Linked DNA regions of Mus musculus: all the other regions are linked to region 3. Evidence: chromatin loops called from intact Hi-C (ENCODE). Cell type or tissue: heart. All regions are shown on one strand. Region 1 holds the start of Rap1gds1 (RAP1, GTP-GDP dissociation stimulator 1). Region 2 holds the start of Eif4e (eukaryotic translation initiation factor 4E). Region 3 holds the start of Adh5 (alcohol dehydrogenase 5 (class III), chi polypeptide).

Region 1 (8,000 bases), 640 kb before region 3:
GGCAGAGTTGAAGTCACTTACTTCTGTGAACACCTGCTCCAGGCTTATGATCTGCACTTGATCTTCTCCTCTGACCCACAGTAGCTCCAAGAATAAAGAATGGGCTCCTGGGACCACACACAGCACTGTAGCTCAAATGTGCTCCACCTGTTCAGTTGCTGTGAATGTGACACCAACGCAAAATGGGACAATTAAGAGGCATCCCTTTAATGTCATCGGCGGGATTAGGACTTAACAGAGGGAGTTCATGCCTTATACCATGTGAGGACACAACTTTTAGTTCCTCCTCTCAGGAGAACACAAATTCAAAGCACCATCTTGGAGGCAGAGATAATAACCTATTAGCAATAAATTCACTAATGCCTTGATGTTAGACTTACCAGGCTTCAGAGCCGTGAGAAAATACATCTTTGCTCTCGGGTATTCAGATACAGTTGCATAAGACAGAGAGAAACTTTAATCAGCTTGGGTGTGTATTCATGTGCTGCTTCCTGAGAGAACGATGGACCTATGGATCCCAGACCTCTGTAGATGCTCAACAGGGATCTGTGTTTAGCTGCCTGTCTCCCACATGGGTGTCTGAACATGCAGGGTTGGGAGCTTGGTCAGAAGTGGTTTTTGCTTTCCAGTTGAATTTAAAATTGTGTTTAAGATATATTGAATATAACATTTGCCATTTTCATCGTTTTGAGTATGTATTTCGCTCGTCTGCTGTTCACATTGTTCTGCAGCCCTGCTGTAGGACTTTTACATTTCCCTAAGCTGAAGCTATACATGTTAACCCTTTTGAGTCTTCTTTCTGTGGCCTCTGCAACTGTCATTTTTTCCTTTTCACCATAAGAATTTCATCCCTCTGGGGACTTCATATAAGTGGAGACATACTGTCTTTGTGATTACCTAATGTCACAGCATACTTTTCTTATGGGTCATTCATATCATAGCATTTGCCAATATTCCCCCTCCCTCTCTCTTTTGCTCTCTGTGTATGAGAGAGACAGAAAGAGACAGAGATGTGTGTGTGTGTGTGTGTGTGTGTGTAGAGAGAGAGACAGAGAGAGAGACAGAGAGAGACAGAGAGAGACAGAGAGAGACGAGAGCCTGCCAGCACATGTATGTGGAGGTTAGATGACCTTCAGTATTGGTTCTTGCCTTCCATCTTGTTTAAGATAGAATCTCGTATTTGTGTAGAACAGCCTAGCAGATATGTAAATTCAGGGCATACTCTTGTCTACCTACCATCTCATCTTAGGATCACGTGGGCTTACAGACGTGTGCTGTCATGTCTGGCTTTAAGTGGCTTCTAAGGATTTGAACTGAGGGTCTTATGCTTTTGTGGCAAACACTTTAGCCTCTGAGCCATCTCTCCAGCCTCTCAGAATTTCTTGTGATCAATACATTTTGAGTATTCATTCCTTACCACCTACCTCCTCCCAGAGCCACTTCACCTCTGGACTAGTTTTGTGGGGTTTTTTGTTTGTTTTGTTTGTCAGGTGAAGTCCAGTACTCTTCAGTATGGGCCTAAAGTCCATACAACAAAGGCTGCATTGAAGAAAACGCTGCCTTTCCCAGTAGCTTTCTTGGGCCAATAGCTCCTCAGGTAGTAGTGGGGCTCCAAGCCCATGCCCCTGCCTCTGCTGGGATTTGTCTGCTTTGAGATTGTGCTCGTGGTAACAGTCACTGTGAGTTTTTGTGAGTTCAGGAAGCCCTCATTGAAGTCATTCTCCACCTCTGGCTTTTACGATCTTTCTGCCCTGTCTCCCTCAAGGCTCTTCAGCCTTGAGGCGAGGAGTCTCACCCAGAATATTTGAAGTTTCCCAACAATCTCCCAACTTCCTGTTTGGATTTCCTTCTTAGCCATTTTCTTCTTGAAACAACCTGACTATAAATTTAACAACAATTTCAAACTTTATAACTCTCTGAGATGCCAGGGATCGTGGGGCACACCTTTAATCCCAGAGCTTGGGAGGCAGAGGCAGGTGAATCTCTGTGAATTCAAGGTCAGCCTGGTCTACAGAGTTCCTTCCTTACAGAACAGCCTGGGCTAAAAGAGGGAAACCTTGTCTTAAAAAACAAACAAACAAACAAACAAACAAACAAACAAACGAAAACCCAACCAAACAACAACCACAGTAAAAACCTCTCTGCTGCATTCAGGTTATTATCCTCTATTTAGCTACCAAGGCCCTACGAGATTGGTGAGTCCTCTTGTCTACTCTTGTCTCATGAACTCTCCTACATCTTTGCTTGCTTCACTGAAGCCACAGAAACGTCTTGCAGGTCCTTGTGTCTAGACCTGTGCACTACAGCCTTCTGCCTAGCTAAAGGTACCCCTTGTAGGTTTTCCCTGGTAGAGTAAAATATTCCGTCTATTAGGAGTTCTTCCATAGTACCCTATTGTAGCGGTGTACTAATTCCTAAACAGCAACACACATTCTCAGTACAACTTAGATGGTACTACTGGGCTTTCTCCTCACTAGTTTTAACCATATTATTGCATTCCTCTGAAACTTTCAGAGGTTCCTTATTTTCAATTTTATCAAGTTAAAACTCTTCTGTCTGGTTTTCTTCAGTCCTTCGAAATTTGTCTCTCAAACAAACTTAATTTCATTTTTGAAATCTTATTTCTCACAAGCTACTCTTTTAATGTTTGATTGATGTGATATGTGTTGTGGGTCATGATGCATCCTTCTGTTGGAAGAAATTACTCCCCCCCCCATTATTTCCAGAAGAAAAATTCTACCCTTCCTTTAAATACCTTCTTATGAAGTCATCTTTGGCTTCCTTTCTTTCTGTTTTTCATTCACCGACTTAGGAGATTTTTGAACAGGAAGAGACTTCTAAAATAGACTGGTCTTACCCTCACTTTGCATAACACGCACCTACAGTTATTTGAGTCTGTGATTCTTGCATTGTTATCTTGATGGGTTTTTGAATCACCATGGAAACAAACCTCTGGTCCTGCAAGAAGAGTTTCTAGATTAACTGAGGTGGGAAGACCCAGCCTAATTGTGAGTAGCACTATTCCATGGCCTGGGGGCCTGGACTGAAGAAAAGTCCCCCCAGTACCGGCCATCTATCACTGTGCCTCCTAACTGCAGAAGCAAATCCCTAGCTGCCTCCGCGCCTGCCGACATGCCTTCAATGCTACGACAGACTGTATCTTCCTAAACTATAAGGCAAAACAAAAACCCCTATCCCCTCTAAGCTGCTGTTGTCAGGTAGCTCAGCACAGGGATGAGAAAGTAACAGACACGTTACGTTAGCACTGAGCTCATAGGGGACGCTCACTCAGCCAGGTAGACTTCTTAAGTCTTTCTCACCTCAGGTCTCACAATGCAGGTCCATAATTTTTTTTTTTTGAAATCTATACACATTAGTTTGAGTTGACAGAATATGAAAGGAAACTTTAGCTTCCACAGGACTTAGAAAATTGTTAATGCTCAAGTAAACAGTATAGGGAACAATGAACAGGGCCTAAAATAAGGTTCAAACAGTCCAGTAGTTCAATCCGGAGGAGCCTAATTTCCCTAATGGGGACTTTGAAACAGAAATGGTTGAGGTAGAACGCATCCCTGTGAGATCATTCATTTTTATTGTGGTTAAGTTCAGTTGATTCCTCCAGTGAGATCCCTTCAAACAATATCCCAAGCATCGTGGGGAAGAGGCAATTGGCTCCCTACGATTGGAAGAAAGACATCCTCTCTCTTCCCGTCTATCCTCTGTGCAGGTCCCTCCCAGTATGTCTCCTTTAAGGGATTTTAATCGCCTTCCAAAAGGCATTACTTAGTGAAGTTTTATCTTTCTCACAGATATTTTCCTCACTGCTCTTCCTCTCAAATAAAAACCATTTCTCAAGCCATGTCAATTTCCAAAAGAACTTGTTATCCAAATGAACAGGTTAGGTATGGACACACACACTTCATGGAGGAATCCGTAAACCTCTAAGTTGTACATTACAAACCTCCTCTTCGCTTTCTAATAGGCCTACTCAAATCTTGCCACTGCCTATCTTGCAGTGGGGGGATCGAACTGACTTCTGAGAGGACCTCTTGACTTAAGAAACATCTTCCTGGTCGTTGTTTGTGTTCATGACGAGTATTGTAAGCAATTGTTCTTGTCGTTTACCTTGTTTGAAAGCAGGGACATCTAGGAACACAAAGAGCGAACACAGTCCGACACTCAAGCCAGTAGAGAAACTTTTTCTTAAAATAAAATAATATAGACTGGTTGTTCTATTTAGTTATTGAATAACTGGAGAAGTTTAGGCCTGGTATTTCCTCTCAGTCCCATGCTCCCAGAGATAAAACTCAGACTCAAAATATATTTACAAACGCATTGGCCATATAGCTAGATCATAACTTAAATTATCCCATTTATTTTATTCTACATTCTGCCAGGGGACTGGGCTCAGGTACCATGTGTCCATCTTGTCCCATCTTCCTGGGTGAATCTCCCATGCTTGGCTCTATCCCAGAATTCTTTCTTCCTCCCAGATGTTCCACCTTCTATTCTACCCTTTCCTATTGGCCTTAGGTTTTTGAATTGACAGGTGAAGCATCCATACAATACACAAGATAGTCTCTCTACAAATAATTGTTCTCACTGTGAGGTGTCAAGTTTATTTCTTTATTTTTAAAATGTCTTTTATTCTTTTTAGGAAAAATCTCAACACCATTCTTCTTCTTTAACATATATGGATGCTTTGCTACAGAGTATTTCTGTGTACCACGTGAATGCATGGTGCCCATGGAGGCCAGAAGAGGGCAGTAGATCACCCGGAACAAGAGTTACAGGTGATGATGCACCTCCATGAGGATGCTGGGAATGGGAGCCATGTCCTCTGCAAGAGCAGCCAGTGTTCTTAACATCATTCTTGCTCTCTTTTAGGAAAAAATCATAGAGACAACCGAAAGACTTTTAATTATGCAGTAACTTCCACTAAACATTTGCTCTGTTAGCTCTGTTCTCAGCACTGGTGATCTAACAGCCAAAAAGGAAAGGCAAAAATTACCGTCTTTCAGGATGGATGCTTAAACGTGATCGCTAAAGGGCAAAATACACGCCATTCTAGTGATAATATTGAAGAGACATAAAGTACAGAGGTGTGGATATAAAGTGGGTGTACAGAGTCTGGATGAAATGGTATAGAAGGGCTCCTCACACAGGTAACTTTGAACTCAGAGGTTCTCAGCCTTCCTAATGCTGCCACCCATTAAAACAGTTCCTCATGTTGTATATAGGCCCTCATGGTGACCCCCTAATCATAAAATAATTTTGTTGCTACTTCATAATTTTATTACTGTTACAAATCATAAATTAAATACCTGTGTTTTCTGATGGTCTTAGGTGACCCCTGTTACAGGGTCATTTGACAACCCCCCCTCCCCCCACCAAGGGCCATGACCCATAGGTTGAGAATAACTGTTTTAGACAAAAATATTTTAAAAATCATTATATTCCTATAAAAGGAGAAGAAAGAATTGTGTATGTTGGCACATTCCTTAATCCTATCATTGGAGAGGCCACAGGAGAACTGATATGTTTGTGAGATCATTTGGGCTACACAGTGAGTAGGCCAGCCAGGACTATATATAGCAAGACCACACTTCAAAAACAAAACAAAACAAAACAAAACAAAACAACCCAAGAGGCATTACATCATTCCTTAAATGAGCCACTTCTAGGTATAGTCCAAAAGAGTCTCACTATAGTTATGTCAATGTATTGGAGTTCAACATGATCATCATGATTGCCCTGCACTGTGCCTTTAATTGGTGAGAAAGTCGAAGGGGTGGCTTGTGGATGCAAGAGGAGCACAAATGATGCTTAAACTAATGCCAGGTGGGAGGACAAAAACCCAGCTGCCTTTCCAATTTCAATGCATACATGCAAATGAAAGCTAGACATACCCTGAAATTATTGTGATATGTAATTAGCAAAGGAAGTAACAGGAAACTTAAAGCAACTTGAAACAGAGAATGTAGAAGACATTTGTGAAAATTAAGGAAAGAGAGAGAGAGAGATCAACCATGTGAAGCAATAGAAAGACCTAGCATGGTCTTTTGCAAACATTTGGGAAAAAGAAGCAGAACAAGGCACGTGCATGTTTGTAGACTTGGGGGGGGGGGTGGTCTTACTGACTGAACTGTGCCCAGCCATCGAGCAGAAATCCCTAAGACATCGGAATGTGACCTTGTTCAGAAATCAGGTCATTGCAGACACCAGAGTCAAGATTGGGAGTGGCCTTCCCGATCTTCATGACCAGTGTCCTTATAAATAAGGGAAAACTGGACACATAAGCACGTAGGGAAAATATGTGAAAGCTAGAGTCATATTGCTACAAGGCAAGGAAGAGGTACCCTCAGAAGATGTGTGGTCCTGCCCTGGTTTGTCTTCTGGGCCCCAGATGCTCAGTAATTTTGTTTGAACCCTGTGTATAGAGATTATTACAACAATCCTAACAGCCTTCTGCAAGATGAATTATAGGCAAACAGGAAGAGTAGTTTTCTTCCAAGAACGGGTGTTTAACATCTGTATCAGTCTATGCCTGAGCTGCTGTAAATAGATCACACCTGTCTTTAATTATGTTGCATTTTTATTTCAGAAAAAATCACATAAAATCCCAGTACCTAACATATCGAGATGCTCTTGTGATCTGTGCCTGTAATATTAGCGACTGGTCTGTGAGAGTCACAGATGAAGAAACAGCCCCTTCTGGCAGCAAGAGTTGCAGCTCCTCTTCCTACAGATCGCCACAGGCCTGGGATAAAGTCCAGGCAGGCAGGGGTCAGGACACGTGCAGGTCTCCTACTGTCTCTTCTTCTTCCTTCTCCCCCTCCTTCTTTTATTTTACGTTATTATTATTATTTATTTTTTTGGTTTTTCACAGGCGGATTTCTGAGTTCCAGGCCAGCTGGTCTACAAAGTGAGTTCCAGGACTGCCAGGGCTACACAGAGAAATCCTACTGCCTCTTCTTGGTGCAGAGCCCAGTCTGGGACCCCGAGCCCCGCGAGAGCATGTGGGAGCATTTCGGTCACAGTCCCCGGGCGGCTCGTCATCCACCGAGTTACCCCCGCCCGTAGGTGGACTTTCAGTGTTTCTGATCTCAGCACGTCTTTCCTCCCTGGCACAGCCGGAGTGCGGCGGACACAGCCTGTAGGGTCCCGCCCGACGGGTTAAAGGGCTTTAGGCACTGGCTCGCCGAGGGTGACCTTGCGACCGCTCTCCGCTGGACCGGCTTTCCCGCCAGCCCCGCAGGACAGCCTGATGCGCCCTGGGGACGCGCCCGCGGACATCTACGTCCTCCTGCTCCGCCACCCCGCACATGCTCGCCTGGGGCGTGCGCTGCCAGGCACGCTCCGGGCTGAGACTTCCTCCCGGGAGGCTCCGTCCCAGCAGCCCGGAGATCTGAGCCCTGCTTCCGCCCCTCGAGCAACAGCCACCGAGCTGTACCGCTCCGGTCTGTAGACGCACAGCCCCCGGCGGGCTAAGCCTCGCCGGCCGTGGGCAGGAGGCAGCACTGGCCGCACTGAGCATGCTCGGCGGAGAGGGCGGGGCGCTCGGCGGAGAGGGCGGGGCGCTCGGCCGCGCGTCGGGAGGGCGCTCCTCAGGACGGCTCGGCGCCTCCGCGCCAGCCCGCCCGCCCGCCCGCCCGCACGTTCGCTCGCTCGCTCGCTCGCAGCCGCGCCCGCCGCAGGCTGCGCCCGGCCGCCCCGCCCCGCCCCGCCCCGCCCCCCGCCGCTCGTCCCCGCCGCGGCCGCGCCGCCCGCAGCCGCAGCCGCTGCTCCTCCCCGGCGGCCGCCCCCCGCGGGTCCCTCCCTGGCTGCGGGAGACGCGGAGGTAGAGGGAGGACGCCGCCGCCGCTGAGCCGCGCCGCCCGCACCCGAACCCTTCGCCTCGCCCTGCCGGTCCTCACTCTGTGGGAGGAACATGGGTGAGTCCTGCCGGCCGTCATCGCCTGACATTTTCTTTTCTCCCCCTCGGCGTGCTGCAGGGTGGC
Region 2 (8,000 bases), 84 kb before region 3:
CTTCCTACGACCGGGACCCTTTAACACAGCTCCTCATGTTGTGGTGACCCAACCATAACATTATTTTGTTGCTACTTCATAACTGTGATTTTGCTACTGCTATGACTAATGGAAATATGTTTCCAATGGTCCTAGGCGACCTCTGTGAAAGGGTTATGTTCAACCCCCAGTTTAAGAACTGCTGTTCTAGAAATTGTTTCATGAAAGTATAATTTGCTCGGGACTTTCTATGTTCAATCTGAATTAAGCCAACCTGACTCATTTTACATGATTCTAGATAACTGTGTAAACTGTACATTCAGATTTAATTTCTCTAAGTCAAGCATACAGATTCAGAGTATAAACTTAAGTGAAATTTGGAATAAACACCCAAAGTTTGGTTTATTACTAAACTAAGAAAATGGGTTTCTCACTAAAGAAAAAGAAATTGTCAAAGTTGGCTTACCAAGCCATCTGCTTTTTGTTGATAAGCACATTACATTTTATTCTTTTCCTGTTTTCTTTCAAAGCTTTTCCCCCATGTGTATGGGCACAGTGTGTCTGCATGCACAGATATGTGCAACACATGCATGCCTGGTGTGCGAGGCTCTCCTGAAACTCGGAGCTGGAATGCATGTCAGACAGCTGTGAGCCACCATGTGCGTGCTGGGAATTGAACCTGGGTCCTCTAGAGTTGCTTTTAACTGATGAGCCACCTCTCTAGCCCTTTTTAAAGAGTTTTAAGTATATATTTACTTACTCATTTTTCTATGCGTGCGCTTGCTTTGGTGTGGACCTGGAGGTCAGAGAGCGACTTTGCATGAGGTCCTCTGTTTGCACTTGAGGGTTCTAGCTCTGACTCAGGTCCTCAGGCTTGGCACTTTTACCCCTAAAACCATCTATCTCACTGGACCTTTTTTTCTTGGATCTTATTTTGCTCTGAGATAAGACCTTGATATGTAGGCCAAGCTAAATTCACAATTCTGTTGCCTGCACTTCTGAGTGCTGGGATTACAGTTGCACAGCACCACAGCAGGCTTCTGTGTTTAAGTCTTACTTTAAAAGCACGTTTCTAAGCATAAAGGAACTGGACTAGGTGTGATGGTTACCCCTGTAAATCCCAACACTGGGAAGACAGGAACAACTCCCACCCCCACCTCAAGTTTTTGGTTAACCAGTCTGGCCTAAATAGTAAGCTCCAAGCCAACAATGGCTACACAAAAACCAAAAAATGAAAACTACAAGAAATTATTCTCTAATGAAAGTATTCTCTAATAAATAACAAGAAAAAAAGTAGAGCAGCAGAAGAACAAGCTATCTAAAAGGAAACACAAGCCACTAGGAACAGTGGGGGACACTGTCCTGCCATCCTTACTCAATCTAATTTTGACATTGCCACAATTCCAGGAGAGCAGCCTTTGTCCACAAGTTCTGTGAAGCAATACAATATAATGTTCCCCTTTGAACTTCTCAATTTATACTTGTAAGCCATTACTAAGCTCAAATAATTAAAACCATGTAGTATCAAATTGAAAATGACTATGAAAATTCCATAGACTAAAAATTTGGCCAATGCTTATAAAAGGTTGGGTATGTAGGGGGGAGAAAAACCAACAGTTCACGACTATGTCAGTGTGCTCAACCTTCCTAATGCTGTGACCCTTTAATGCAGTTCCTCAGGTTGTAGTCACCCCATACTATAGAAGCATTTTCATTGCTACTTCCTAATTTTGCTAGTTATAAATCACAATATAAACATCTGTGTTTTCTGATGGTCTTAGGCAGCTCTTGTTAAAGGGTCTTTAGACTCCAAAAGGGTCACACCCTACAGGTTGATAAGTGTTTACAATTAAGCACACTACCAAAAAAAACAAAACAAAAAAAAAACAAAAAAAACAAACAAACAAAAAAAAAACCTCACAAGCTAAATGAAAATAGCAATGACCAAATAAGATTTTTAATTTTTACAAGCTTCATCTGTAATCCAATAGTAGAATAAGTAATCTTTTTTTTTTATTACTTAAAACTGAAAAAGTACTAGTGTAGTTTAGTGGTAGAATGAAATTAGTAAACGTACCAGGCCCTAAAACTCAAGCTAAAATCAAGCACCCAAACCGTTTAGTTTGGAGGAAGTCCTAGAGCTAGGTCTGTAGAACAGACTGTTTCTGCCTCCTGAGTGCTGGGATTAAAGAAGGCCAGAGCAACCACTCAACTCCAAAAGGAAATCTTACAAATGTTACCAAGAGCACTGCATGACTATCCTACAAGCCAGGGGGTACCGACAGAAGAAAATGAGCTCCGCAATGTCATTTCGCATACTGTCTCCAACTAGTTTCCATCCAAGTTTCATCCTTCACACTTGTTAGGTTTCTAGGTTTCTCTTGTCCTTAAATTTACACACTATCCACATCAACCCTGCCATCACTAGGAAGAGTATTTCACCTCTGACCCAGACACTGACGAGGAACAAAGCACAGACCACATTTAATATAACTTTGTATCCTAGATATCACTCTGTACCCACCCAAAACTATCAGCAACTCCTAAGTACTGACTCAGAACAAAATCCAATGACTACATTGTGGCTTTAGCACAATCCAAGACTTAAGTGGAACTGAGATGTCATAGAACACATTGCTGTTTATTGCTTAGCTTTGCCTCTATTATTATCTGTAATATTTTCCTCTAACACTGGTAGAGAAAAGTAGAAGATTCAATCAGGAGACAGGAGAACTTGTCAAGAGTCTAGGTTACATTTAAATGCTTCCCCTCTTGCTCTTACATTGATATTCTAAAGTTAATTTCACCAACAACTTATGATGCAGTTTTGCAAAATGCCAGGAAAACTGATGTCAATAAAGAACAAGTAAATCATGTCTCCACTCCCAAAAAGTTGTCTTGAATTTTGCCAAGATAAGGCCATTTTGCAAACATATCAAATTATTCATATTCAGTCTATCGGTGAGTTTTAAAACATCTGGCAAAGGTGTTCTACAGAGGTTTCTGGTTGCTAGTCTATGCCTTTATGCGCCTGAGACTTTCACACATGTGTGACATTCCTTAAAAAAAAAAAAAAAAACCTGCGATGGATGGCCAGTGAGCCAGCTGCTGGCAAACCCAAACCATGACAGAAGAAAAAAAAAAAAAAAAAATCACCACCTTCGGGCTACCGGAGTTACGCCGTGATGCTCTATGTGCATCTTGCTTCAATTAATTTCAAAATAGCGCTTTCATTAAGAGGGAAGCAGTATAAAGTTAAGAAGGAAACATCAAATGGAAAAGCAAATGCTGATGAGCTTAAGTGATGGTTCGAGAAAAGCGCCTGAATCTCGATCCTCGGGACTCTAAAAGCTGTCCTCTGACCTCCACTCGCAAGTCGCGGCTCGCGCCACTGCCCCCACCATGCTTTAAAAAAAAATGTTTTTTCTTTTAATTTAAGAAAAGGTAATCTTGAAAGTTCCTATTTCTAAAATTAAGTGTTCGTTGGCTATCTCCCAGACGATCTGGTGGTGGCTTAAGAGCGGAAGAATCTACCCGGTCCTCGGAGGCGTGCGCGCTGCGCCCCGAGGATGAATGAATGGAAAGCCCGGCGCGTGTGAAATGCAGGTCTCCGGCCAGCCGACCCGCGGCGGCGATCTGTAGGCCTCGCTCCTCCCCCTTCCCTCCTCCATGACAGCCCCGTCCCGGCGTGGAGGGGCCAGGACAATGTGATCCCCACCTCAGCCGGCCCCTGTCCCCGGCGCCGGGAGGTGCGCGACACGACCCCTGAGCATGCTCCCCTACTCAACGCCACGGCCCCCGGCTCCCCGCGGGACGCGCCCGCCCAGCTCCCGCGCGCCCACCGGTGGGCTCCGCCAGCCCACCCTCCTCCGCAGCTCCAGAGCGCGGCCCGCACGAGGACCCCCGGCGGCGGGTCGCCGGCGACGGCGAGGCGCCGCTGCCTCGGGCTCCCTCTCCGGCTCTCTCGGGCCGGCTCGCCGCCCACCAGCCACGGTGCCCGCTAGGAGCCGCCCGCCCCACGCCCCCCCGAGACCCCGGGACCCCACGCCGATCCCCGCGCCCGTGTCCCGAGCCGCCCTCCGCCCGCCGCATCGCGGCCCCGCGCGGCGCCCCTCCCCCCACCGCCCCGGTGCCCGGGCCCCCACACGGCGTGTGCGCTCCACGCTGCCGCCGCCAGCCTCCCGGCGCCGAGGCTGCCCGCCGAAGGTCAGGCCGGGGGCGGGCAGGGACCGGACGCGGCGGGAGGCGCCGTGCGCGCCGGTAACGCCGTCCTGCGGGAGTCCCTGAGCGGAGGAAGCCGGAGCGCGGGGAGCTCGGGGGTGGGGGCCGAAGGCAATACTCACCGGTTCCACAGTCGCCATCTTAGATCGATCTGATCGCACAACCGCTCCTGAAGGGGGGGCGAGAGGAAAAAAATGAGATTCAAACCGGATTGGCCGGCTCCTGCCCACGTGACGGACGTGTCCGTTTGGCCCTAGCGGCGCCTGCGCAAGACTGCAGCTGCTTGGGGAAGGAGAGGCTTCTGGGAAGTGGAGTCTTTTTTTTTTTTTTTTTTTTTTTTTTTCTTAAGGCAAGAAGTTTTTTTTTTTCTTCCAAAAAAAAAAAAAGTGATCACGTGGTCGCTGGCGAGGGTGCGTGGCTCCCGGCGCCGCGGGCGCTTCCTGCCGAGTTGGATTTAGGCCTCTGCTGGGCAGCGGGCAGAGCTCCGGTTGCACTCACTGCGGGGCATTCCTGCTGTGCCTTCTGTCGCCCAGTCCTCCCATCTTTCCTAGAAGGTTGAGAACTGCAGGCTCAGCACACGCAAGAAGGCTTCATTTGCTTAGCTGAGGTCCTAAGACAAGTTGCTTTTTATTTAGTTTTTCTTTTCGCCTCCCACCATTTTCTCTTGGTTTCTGAAAGAGGCGGCGATGGAGAGTCGTTGATGTGGTCTGCGTCTCCCCAGTCCCCGGTCCACTAACGCGGGTGGTCCCTTGCTACCATCGCTGCCCAAGCGGGTGGGCGGGCTTGCCCCACGGTACCCTCTCACTCGTTTGGGGAAGGGGAGTGCACGCGTCGGCTTTTCCTGTTCCCAGTCCTGAGATGAAGGCGTCAGGGGTGAATCTTGCTGGACGTGAAAGTTTGGAAGTTCTGTCCAATCGGTTCCAGTATTCTGCTTGGACGTGGACGGAAATAGCCTACGTCCAGGTGCCAGCCAGGGAAGCCACTCGGGGCTCCGCTGACTCAGCCCTGGACTGAAGGTCAGGAGTCGTTAAACCGGGTCAACTATGACTCTTGACGTTGACTCATACTCCTTAGGCGAGTGACTTAATACGCTCAGTGCCTCAACTTTTTCATTTATGAACCAAAGATGATAATACACTTACCTCACAAGGGTGTGCTGTGGTAAGGACTGTAACCAGCTTTGAAAACGCTTCGGAATCTAGAAGCAAGCGCGTGCCTTCCTTAAGGACCAGCTCCCTCCGCCTCCGCTGCTGTTTTAGCAATCTTGCTTCTTGACCCTGGGTCTTTTGAAGCGCAGGATGGCCTTGAACTTGAGGTATAGGGGAGGATGGCCTTGAACTGTCGATCCTCCTGCTTCCACCTCCCCCCCACAAAGTATCGGGATTACTGGCGCGTGCTGGGCGTGGGGGTGGGTTGGGAGAGCACTTTTTTGCTGAGATAGGGATGGAACTCAGGGCTTCCTGAGCGCTAGGCAAGCACTCTACCAACTGAGCTATATCCCCAAGCCTTAACAGTGTCTTAAAATTTTCTTTTCTTTACTTTGTTGCGTACACCGATGCAGTTTTAAAGGGAATGTAGCTGCTCTCAACAGAAACTTCGTGTTCATGAACTTATGTTCATAACAACTAACAAACAGAACTGGCATGCTACATTTTCTTCTAAGTTACCAGGCCGTCAAAGCACTGTTGGGTAAAGTTCCTAATGAGGGAGCCAGGATCTCATGGCTTCCACGCAGCTTAAAAATGTTACCGCCAGGAAAAGCAGTGTAAGCAGGCTATCTCGTGTCTGCCTCTCCATGGCATTGCTGTTGTCCAGAGCTGTGTCATAGCTATTATTGAGTACATAATGGATGCTTGGGTTGACTAACACATAATTGAGGCTGTGTAAGAACTCAAAGCCAGTGCCTGCTCGTGTTTTTGTTTACCAGGATGGCAGAAGTGATTTTAAACGAAAGCTTCTGTTTAAGTTGGCGTGAGTAGATTCTCAAGTAGACATAGCTCTATGAACTAAACACATAGGTGAATTTCTATGTACAAATCTGTTAACACTAACCAAAGTAATTATAATTGACCCCTTATTTTCTGTTGTCTGTAAAGTGATGTCTGGTTAATTTCTATGAGAAGACAGCATTAGGGTGCTGAGTTGTAGCTCAGTTGATAGAGTGTTCATCCAGCCTAGATTCCCCCCAACACCACATAAACCCAGCATGCTGGAGGATCAGGACTTTAAATTCAGTGACATGGCAAGTTCTAGGCCACCCAAAGAAACAGGAGAATCTCTATCCAAAGAAAGGAAAAAGACAACCTAAATATCCTGTTTTGAGCTTCAGGGTTGGTTACAGCACAAACCAATCCATTGGCAAGAAAGTATCCTGACAAGCCTGAAAACCACCAATATAAAGTTTTTGTTTAAAATGACATTTGATTGTTTTTTTTTTTTTAACCTTCTTCCTCTGTTGTCAGTGAAGACTCATATTTTGGGCTACAGGTATAACTCAGGGGTAGAATGTTTGCCTAGCTTGCTTAAGATTCAGGATCCAGCCGGGCGTGGTGGCACACACCTTTAATCCCAGCACTCAGGAGGCAGAGGCAGGTGGATTTCTGAGTTTGAGGCCAGCCTGGTCTACAGAGTGAGTTCCAGGACAGCCAGGGCTACACAGAGAAACCCTGTCTCAGAAAAAAAACAAACAGAACAAAAAAAGACTCAGGATCTACTTCCTAGTACCCCTGTGTTCCCACAAAGACTTGCGCTTTTACAGTTTTTTTTTTGTTTTTTTTTTTTGTTTTTTTTGTTTTTTGGTTTTTTTGGTTTTTCGAGACAGGGTTTCTCTCTGTAGCCCTGGCTGTCCTGGAACTCACTCTGTAGACCACGCCGGCCTCGAACTCAGAAATTCATCTGCCTCCCAAGTGCTGGGATTAAAGGCGTGTGCCACCACTGCCTGGCTCGCCCCATTCTTTATAGTTTAAGTCATCTCTATATCTGTATATGATTTATTGACTATTTTTAAACATTTCAGATGTGTTTGCCTAGTGTCAACACTTACGATTTCATCTTGTCAAATATATGGGGGCTAGATTTTTATGTGTTATGTCGGTCTGTATACAATCACTTTCATTTTGCTTATTTATTCATTTATTTGTGGACCCAGAGTCTTGCTATGTTGTCCAAGGTGGTCTTGAACTCATAGACTCATAGGATCCTCCCATCTAGTCTTCCAAAGAGGCTGCAACTGAAGCCACAGGCAGCTGTGCCCAGCCATCACCTTACTACCACACCCATGCTTGTGCATGTGGTGGCGCACGCCTTTAATCCCAGCACGTAGGAGGCAAAGGCAGGCAGTTTGAGGCCAGCCTGATCTACAAACCAAGTCCAGGACAACCAAGGCTCTGTTACACAGGGAAACCTGATCTCAGAAAGCCAAAGGAAAAAGGAAAAAGGAAAAGAAAAGTTTAATTTAAAATCAGGGAAATGTTTGAGAGATGCTCTGATGCTGGCCTGTATGATGGAGTTGTCTAGATCACACACAACTACTTTGGCCCAGGGTAGTGTCGATATAACTAGTCCTTATAATCCTGGCCTGATCGAATGTTACTGGGCTTTAGTAAATAATGAAGATAGCTTCTCAATATAATACATTCCTCAGTCTGGTATGTTACCATTTTAACTCATGTTAAGACTTCAAATAAGAGCCAGGTAGTGGTGGCTCACGCCTTTAATCCCTAGCACTTGGGAGGCAGAGGCAGGCGGATTTCTGAGTTCAAGGCCAGCCTAGTCAGAGAGTTCCAGAACAGCCAGGGCTA
Region 3 (8,000 bases):
GGAGAATGACGGAGTGTTTCAAAACCACCGACTCACCGATGTGTCTCTAAAAAGGCTTGCTAACTTGCCAAGATTGGTTTGGGTAATATATTTAAAACAGTTTCAAGTGCAAAAGCAGCCTGCAAAATCCGAGTTAAAATCAATCCAAATATGTGTTCTTCCAGGAGGAGGAATGGGCTCATACAGAGTTGTATAGTTGGAAATAAATAGTTGTAATGCTCCTACAGAAACAAGGCGAAACCATCACACAGAGTGGCTTAAATGCCTGCCTTACCTGCCTTCAGCTTCGTGACCCCTTCACCAACACTTTCCACAATTCCAGCACCTTCATGTCCCAAGATCACTGGGAAACACCCCTCGGGGTCAGCTCCGCTCAGGGTATAGGCATCGGTGTGGCAAACAGCAGTGGCAAGGATCTACCAGGCCGGTAAGAGAAGAAGCATCTAAGTGTGCACGCGCAGCTAGAGTACAAGTCGTGTACAGGACACTGTGTCATACTGCACTGCACATCTGTAGACTCGTTTCCTTTACAGATCTACTTCTCCAAAACTAGCATGCTTACAACCCACGGCATCTTTAGACCTGGTGGACTTCCCGTAGTGTTGAGAAGAGCGGCACATTGATATACATGGAGGTGTGGCACAGATCTTTTCCTTTTTGTTGTGTGAGAACAAGTACAGGTAAAGCCGGTGGCTTCCCCAGCACAGTGCCTTCAGTTACAGAGGATTGAAACAGCTGGGGCCATCTCACTGCTGGCTTCCTAAGTTGGGGAATGTGATGCCTACACAGACATTGTTTCTTGGAGATGCCTGGCTGGCTGGCCTCTGTCAAAATTCAGAGCTTTTGGTGGAACCCAGTCCTTTTGCTGACCTACACAATTTCTATTCAGATAAGCCTTTCACTGCACTCTCTGGCTTCTAAAAATCGTTCTTGGGGCTAGAAAGCTGGCTCAGTGATTGAGAGCGCTTACGGCTCTTGTGGATGACCCAGTCTTTGGTTCTCAGCACCCACACCAGGCAGCTCACAACTCCCTGCAACTCCTCTGGCCCCCAATGTCCTCTGGTCTCTGCAGGCTCCTGCATGCATGCGGTATATAATCTCAATCAGGTACTTAAACTTATACATTAAAGAGAAAAGCAAGTAAAGGCAAAACCTTGTTTGTATTTCTGCTTTTCTGCTTCTGCTCTGTGTATCCATTCTTGCTGTAAGCCAGCAGTTTCCTGGGGATGAAGCTGTTGGTGTGCCCACACCACTCATCTTAGTAATCTACGACAAACTGTCTTCTGAACACGAACATAAATACATAAAGTATAGCATTTCAGACTCTTAGATCTTGGCTGAAAAGGACCTTGAAAAGCAGTAGGTTTTGTGCTTCTCAATTGGATACATGCAAACCTTGGGGCACAGGCTAATCTGCACAATGTGCCTGGTGTCCTGATGAAGTAAGAGTCGTGACTCTTGCCCTTCAAGGAAACACTGTCCCAGAATGTTAAGGAACAAACACACGCAATGGTTATAACTTTAAAGCATTAACTTTGTGTCATAAACAAGCAGAGAGCAGAGGGTAAAAACAGTTTTACAAACGTCAAGGCAGCACAGGTCTCTCCGGAACGCTGCCTTCTGCCTCTCCATAAATTCTTAGCCACAGTGGAGGGTGAGGAGCGGGGGACAAATGGATCCACAGAACCCTGGCCTTGTCCATCACGGGCAGGACAATTTAAAGCTCTGTGGGCAGCAGAACTTCATCTGTTTGCCGCTCTAATCAATCAAGAACCTCTTTCCAGTTTTTCTGAAGCAAAACTGAAGACCGTGTCTTTTCTTTGATTCTAATACAACGCCACTCTGTGAGTTATGAGACTAGCGGAAAGGGGAGGGTCACATAAAGCCACCTTAAACCCAAACTATGACCGTTCTATTGTGGCAATCCACTAATCCGTAGGTTTGGCTTCTTAGCCCGCCCATGAGCAAATACAAAAAGATGGAGAGGCCAACTTGAGGAAGGGCAGGTGTGGGGAGGACTGTGATTCTGTGGCAGGAAGACTTCCAATGCTTTCTCCTTGACACCGCCCTTTGGGGTTTCTCCCACAATGCCTTAGCTGGACATTACCTTAATCCGAACTTCATGAGCCTTTGGAGGGGCCACTTCTATCTCCTCTATGGAGAGAGGCTTTCCCGCCTCCCAGGCGACTGCAGCCTTACACCTGATCACCTGAGGTGGGGGAAAAGAAGTAAAGTTTATTCTCCTAGATTAGTAATTACTTCACGGGCAACCAAGATAATGATGCTGCTCATGTTAGTGTGCCAGGCTGTGGAGAGGGTCCAGGGCGTACAGCTCCTGCCCGTGCAGGCCTGAGGCCCAGAGTTCAGCTCCCCAGCATAACACCTGGAGGCAGATCAAGCTGGCTGGATCGAGTAACTGGCCTGGAGAGCTCTGGGTTCAAGTGAAAGACCCTGATTCAATGTATGGTGGAGCAATTGAAGACCTGATGTCAGCCTGAGACCTTGACATACCCACCTGTGAACACGCATAAACATAAACACACACACACACACACACACACACACACACACACACGCTACAAACTCAGACACACGCAAAGCTAAATAAATAAAACTAAATTGAACAGCATATTCACAGAAAAGCTTATAACCTCTAAGTGAGATGGAGAATTGTTTTTAGGTCTCACATAAATCACACAGTGAATAACATAAAATTAAAGGGCCAGATACAGTGAGGCAAACCTTTAGTCCCAGCGCTCAGAGGCAGAGGCAAGTGGCTCTCAGTGAGCTCGAGGCCAGCTAGATCTACACTTCAAGTTCCAGGACCGACAGGGCTACATGGAGAGATTCCATCTCAAACCTTCCACCCTAAACCACCATCAACCAGGACAACAAATATGTGCATATATATTATTTATATTTAAATTGTGTATACATATATATAAAATCAAAGGGCTGAAGAGATGGCTCAGTGGTTAAGAGCACCCACCTACTGCTCTTGCAGAAAACTCCAGGTTCAGTCCTATGCATCTACACTCTCACAGCTACCTGTAATTCTAGTTCCAGAGGATCTGTGCCACCCCCTGGCTTCCACAGGCTCCTGCATGCATATACACACACACAGGCACACACACACACATCTTAAAGGAGGGTGGGAGGTGGGGAAGAGATGGAGGAGGAGGAGGAAAAGGAAGAAGAAGAGGAGGAAAGAAAGAAAAGGAAAGAAGACTATGGAATACATGTCCCAAGCTGGGGTGTAGCTCAATGGTAGAGCATGTGCCTTGAATGCACAAGGCCTTGGATTTGAGTCCTAGCACAACAATGGACAAGCCAAGCAAAATCCCACCCAGAGTCTTTCACTAGGTTTGGCAAGTAATTCAAGGTTAGTATTCAAGCTTAGTATTATGCGACCTAATTATCTTTTCCTTGGGATGGCTTATATAGCATCACTTTAGTGCAATACTTCCCAGTGGAAAGGATCCTAAGAAATATCCAAATGGGGGTAAAAATACTATAACCATCTCTTATAACTGTGCTAACTAATGCATTAGCCATTTGCCACAGGTGGCTATTGAACACTATAGATAAAGGACAAGTGTGAACTGAAATCAGGTATGATGTAAAAATTTGAAAGCTTAGAAGAGTGAAGAATATCTCAATTTAAAAATACTTATAACGTGGAAATAATATTGCGAGTATCAGGTTGGGTAAACATACCATTAGAATTAATTTTATGTGGCTCTGTAAAGTTTACAATTCCATATGAAATTTATATCGCGCATCTAAAGCAATGAGCTACTAGAGCGATTACACTCAGTACAGACCTTCTTAACCACGGAACCAAACCTAGTGAGAAATGCTGGGTTTTGATCAGTTCACTTGACGCTTATGAAATGTGTTGACAGAATAAAGGTTGCAAGCCACTCACTGGGTTTACTGGAGATGGACTTGAAAGTCAAATAACGTGATTTGAAAAAAACAGGTACACCGTGCTGCACGTAGAAAGCCAAGGTCGAAGGAAGGGCCTAACTTTGCTTGGGAGTTTTGAGCACGGCCCGCGCTCCAAATCTGATCCTGCAACCCGGGCGCGACCCGGGCAAGTTCTTCCGTCCCGCGTGACGGGCGCGGGCCTCAGCCCACCGGGCTCCGGCGGAGCAGAGCAGAAAGCAGAGCTGCTCTCCAAGCGCGGCGCCGAAACAAAGCCTCCATGCCCTCGCTGCGGCTGCGCTCGCCTTCCCCGGCGGGCGGCAGCGGGCCACCCGGGCGTTCCCCTCCTCTGCTCCGGCCCACCGCGCGCCTCCATACCTGGTTCGCCATGGCCGCTAGTTCGGGATCGAGCGCTAAGGTTCACGAGTGTAGCGGAACCCGGGTGAGGGCTGGACCGTGCGTGAGGGGAGGGGCTGTGCGCGGGAGGCGGGCCTTCGATGTAGGCGGGGCGTACGTGAGGGCGGGAGGAGGTGGCTGTGCGTAGGGCGGGACTCGGCTGGGAGGCGGGCCTAATACCGGAAGGGCGGGGCCCGCGTTTCGGAGCCTGAGTTTCGGCTACTGCGCTCCGTTGCTGGGGAGGCAGTAGTTTTGGGGCCGTGAAGCGCTTTATTCCAGGCTGGCTCAACTGAGCCCCTGCAAAGCATCTCTGTGGTATTTCCTTGTCTAATTTTCGTGCAGTCTTTGTACGTTAGACGTGAGAGAAATATAGCGTGTGGTAACACGTGTGGGAAAGCACGTGTAGAACAAGCCACGCCTTCCGTGTGTCCCTGTCCGCGGTCCCCCCGCCCCCCTCTTCCCGGGCTTGCACGCGCTAGCTAGCGAGCTACTGATTTGCGGGTTGCATGCGCTAGCGAGCTAATGCAGCCCCTTGTTTTGCGGGTCTGGGTCCAGGACGAGTCAACACTGCGGCCCTCAAGGGCTTTGAAGGAACACTAGAGGGAGAGGTGCCCATCCTAGCAACAGCCCGACCTCGGATTTCAGCAGGTTACGACCAGGTCCTGGGATTTCAGGGACCATCGGACACGGAGAGAAGTTTTCAGGAAGGGAACCGAGGGAGCAGAGTGGGCCCCTTTTAAGAGTGGACCAACTATGTGGAGACAGAGGCTGCTGTATTTGCTGATGTAATCCCAAATGCTGCTTGTGTTGAAATGTACCCACTAAAACACCGCATTTTGTCTTTTTCATGGCTCATTTCCTGATTACACACTTTAAGGGTTGACATTCTCCACGGTACTGTTCAAAGCCCTTCTCTCACTTCACACTAACTCACACCCTGGCTTTTAACGTATATAATTAATAGGATGATCACCATAGTCTGTCTCCAGTCAGGGTAGTGTTCCTAAACTCCAGGCTTGAAGTACCAAGCCAGTGTGTATTAGGGTATCTCAGTGCTTAAAACCCAACTTACTTAAAACTAATCTTGTATTCGTGCCTCCTAATCCTTTTAAATGATTCCAGTGTCTGGTGATTAAAATATTCAAATATACAAGCCATTTCCAGTCAAACCACCACATGTGGATATTATAAGTTATACTCCTGTAAGAAGTTGAACAAGTTGAGGAATTCATAATTCTTACAGAAGTGAAGTCACGCAGGGAGAGCTGCTGCCCCCCGAAACAGAAACAGGAATACAGAGAATCACAATCCATCAGACTAGAAATTCATCATTGCAAGAAGCAGTACTAGGGCCAGAAACTGAAGAGTGATTGACCTATTGCTGTAGGCACTTTGTAGTTTAGTCTGACTTTTGTAAACGACGGAGGATGCAGTCATGTGGAGTGGAGTATTCTCATACTTTGAGAAGTTTATTTTCACGATTTTTCAGGGAAGGAGGGAGAAAAATTTTCCTACTGTTTCCTTTAGAGCAGTGTTTGTCACGTGTGGGTCATGACCCTTCTGGGGGTCGAATGATCCTTTCATAGGGATCACGTATCAGGTATCCTGAACATGAGATATTTTCATTACGATTCATAACAACCAGATGATAGTTATGAAGTAGCAATGAGATAATTATGGTTGGGGTCACCACAATATGAGGAGCTGTATAAAGGGTTGTAGCATTAGGGAGGCTGGGACCACTGCTCTAGAGGTAGTATCAATGTAAACATGTGTGTTCTTAAGGAGGCTTGCCCTCAAAAATGACTTGACCAGGGCTTAACTCAGCATGAGTTTTCCCTGTGCTCATCCAGTCAGGGAGAAGGGAGATGGGCATCTTCAGTCCTCTCTAGTTCTAGAATCCTATTCCTTGTAAGGGGCTGAGAATTCAAAACCAAACCAAACCAAACCAAACCAAACCAAACCAAACCAAACCAAACCAAACAAAACAAAACAAAAACCCAACCAACTAACCAACCAAAAAAAACACCTGAGGCCGGCCGTGGTGGTGCATGCCTTTAATCCCAGCACTCAGGAGGCAGAGCCAGGTGGATTTCTGAGTTCGAGGCCAGCCTGGTCTACAGAGTGAGTTCCAGGACAGCCAGGGCTACACAGAGAAACCCTGTATGGAAAAACCAAAAAAAACAAAACAAAACAAAACAAAAAAACCCAAAAAACAAAAAACAAAAAAAACCCCCTGAGAATAACTAAAGTTTATAAGCTCACCTAAAGACTCAGATAAAATAAAAAATTAAAAACTGTAGAACATTTTCCCCTTTTACTCAGTAAATTATATCTGTCTTTTAATAAAAAAAATTGCAAGGCACAGAGCAAGGCAAACCATAGTTTGAATGAGCATGGCAAGCATCAAAACCAGACCCAGAAGGTGACAGCTGTGCTGGAATGATCAGACCGTGCGTTTTAGTTTTTCCTTTGTTGAAAACAGACTTTTCATACAATACATTCTGATTACATTTTTCCCTTCCCTTGACTTGTCCAAGATCCTTCTCACCTTCCCTCCAGTCTGAATCTACAACCTTTCTGCTTCCTGTTAGAAAACAAGCTGGTATCTGAATAACGATGATGATAATGATATAAAGCAAAAGCTAGAATAGGACAAAACAAATGAGCAAAAAGAAGAAACAGAACCAAAGAAAAAGCGTGAGAAATACATATATGCAGAAGCACAAATGTTTATACACATAGGAATCCCATAAAAAACAAACAGAAGCCATAATATATACACAAAGGATCCATAAGTTAAAAAAAAAAAAAAAAAGACTGGAAAGCCATGAGACAGAGAACCTTCCTCCAAAGGTTCTCTGAGTTAACTTCCTGTTGATTATCTACTGCTGGGCATGATGGCACCTTGGTAGTGATTTGTGTTCCCAGTGAAACTTGGTTGGACTGAACTAATCTTTCATTTGTGAGTAGTTATCAATTGGAGATAGCTTCTGGGTTAGAGGGGGAGCTTGTGGTCCTCTTGCCCTCTCAGGGCTGGGACCCTGTTGGGCTGGACCTGTCTGTGCAGGATTTGTGCTTCCTCCGTCTCTGTCAGTCCCTCTGTGCATCACTCCTGAGCTTAGAAGGCCTCCTTTCTTTCATGTTGCCCATCTCACCTAGCTCTTACAATCTTTCTTCCTCCTCTTCCACGGGCTTCCCTGAGCCCCGAGGGCGGGCTTTGATGGACACCTCATTCAGAGGTGTTCCAGGTCTTACTCTCTGCACATAGCCTAGCTGTGGGTCTGTGTTTGTTTTCATTTACTACAGGGAGAAGCTTCCGTGATGATGGCGGAGCAAGGCACTCATTTTTGAATATAGCACAGTGTTGTTAGTAGTCACTGTGTGACTATGTCTCTTCAGCCAAGAAGTCGTAGTCAGTTTTCCCCTAGGTACCTGGGCTCTCTGGTATCAGGTTCTGGGCCACCTGCAGTGTTATGGAGATCAACCAAAAGCTTAGGTTGGGGCTGGTGAAATGGCTCAGCAGTTAAGAGCACTGACTGCTCTTCCAAAGGTCCTGAGTTCAAATCCCAGCAACCACATGGTGGCTCACAACCATCCATAATGAGATCTGACGTGCTCTTCTGGTGTGTCTGAAGACAGCTACAGTGTGCTTACATATAATAATAAATAAACCT

Evidence for each region. Hi-C counts contacts between places; a loop is a spot of excess contacts. Peaks named below come from ENCODE experiments on the same cell type or tissue, not always from the same donor. Only the 100,000 strongest peaks of a DNase experiment are listed, where the experiment ranks them.
Region 1: it touches region 3 in a loop (4-fold over the local background); 2 of 42 quality-filtered maps call a loop at or near these places.
Region 2: it touches region 3 in a loop (7-fold over the local background); 5 of 42 quality-filtered maps call a loop at or near these places.

Annotation. Positions count from the first base shown.
Region 1 is chr3:139,074,970-139,082,969 of GRCm38, reverse strand. It overlaps Rap1gds1 (RAP1, GTP-GDP dissociation stimulator 1), which reads left to right and starts at 7,769. Exons shown (of 15, transcript NM_001040690.2): 1 at 7,769-7,934. The coding sequence starts at 7,931. In heart, a CTCF peak has its summit at 4,768 (motif pointing right); a DNase peak (open chromatin) is centred at 7,539; H3K4me3 peaks cover 1,531 bases; H3K27ac peaks cover 1,335 bases.
Region 2 is chr3:138,523,637-138,531,636 of GRCm38, reverse strand. Eif4e (eukaryotic translation initiation factor 4E) reads right to left here and starts at 5,446. Exons shown (of 8, transcript NM_007917.4): 1 at 5,343-5,446; 2 at 4,323-4,369. The coding sequence starts at 4,340. Mir1956 (microRNA 1956) reads right to left here and starts at 5,216; the gene lies at 5,152-5,216. In heart, a CTCF peak has its summit at 4,458; DNase peaks (open chromatin) are centred at 3,676, 4,406 and 4,986; H3K4me3 peaks cover 3,043 bases; H3K27ac peaks cover 2,276 bases.
Region 3 is chr3:138,439,499-138,447,498 of GRCm38, reverse strand. It overlaps Adh5 (alcohol dehydrogenase 5 (class III), chi polypeptide), which reads right to left and starts at 4,406. Exons shown (of 9, transcript NM_007410.3): 1 at 4,306-4,406; 2 at 2,108-2,209; 3 at 275-416. The coding sequence starts at 4,317. In heart, a CTCF peak has its summit at 4,266; DNase peaks (open chromatin) are centred at 4,408 and 4,818; H3K4me3 peaks cover 2,638 bases; H3K27ac peaks cover 1,660 bases.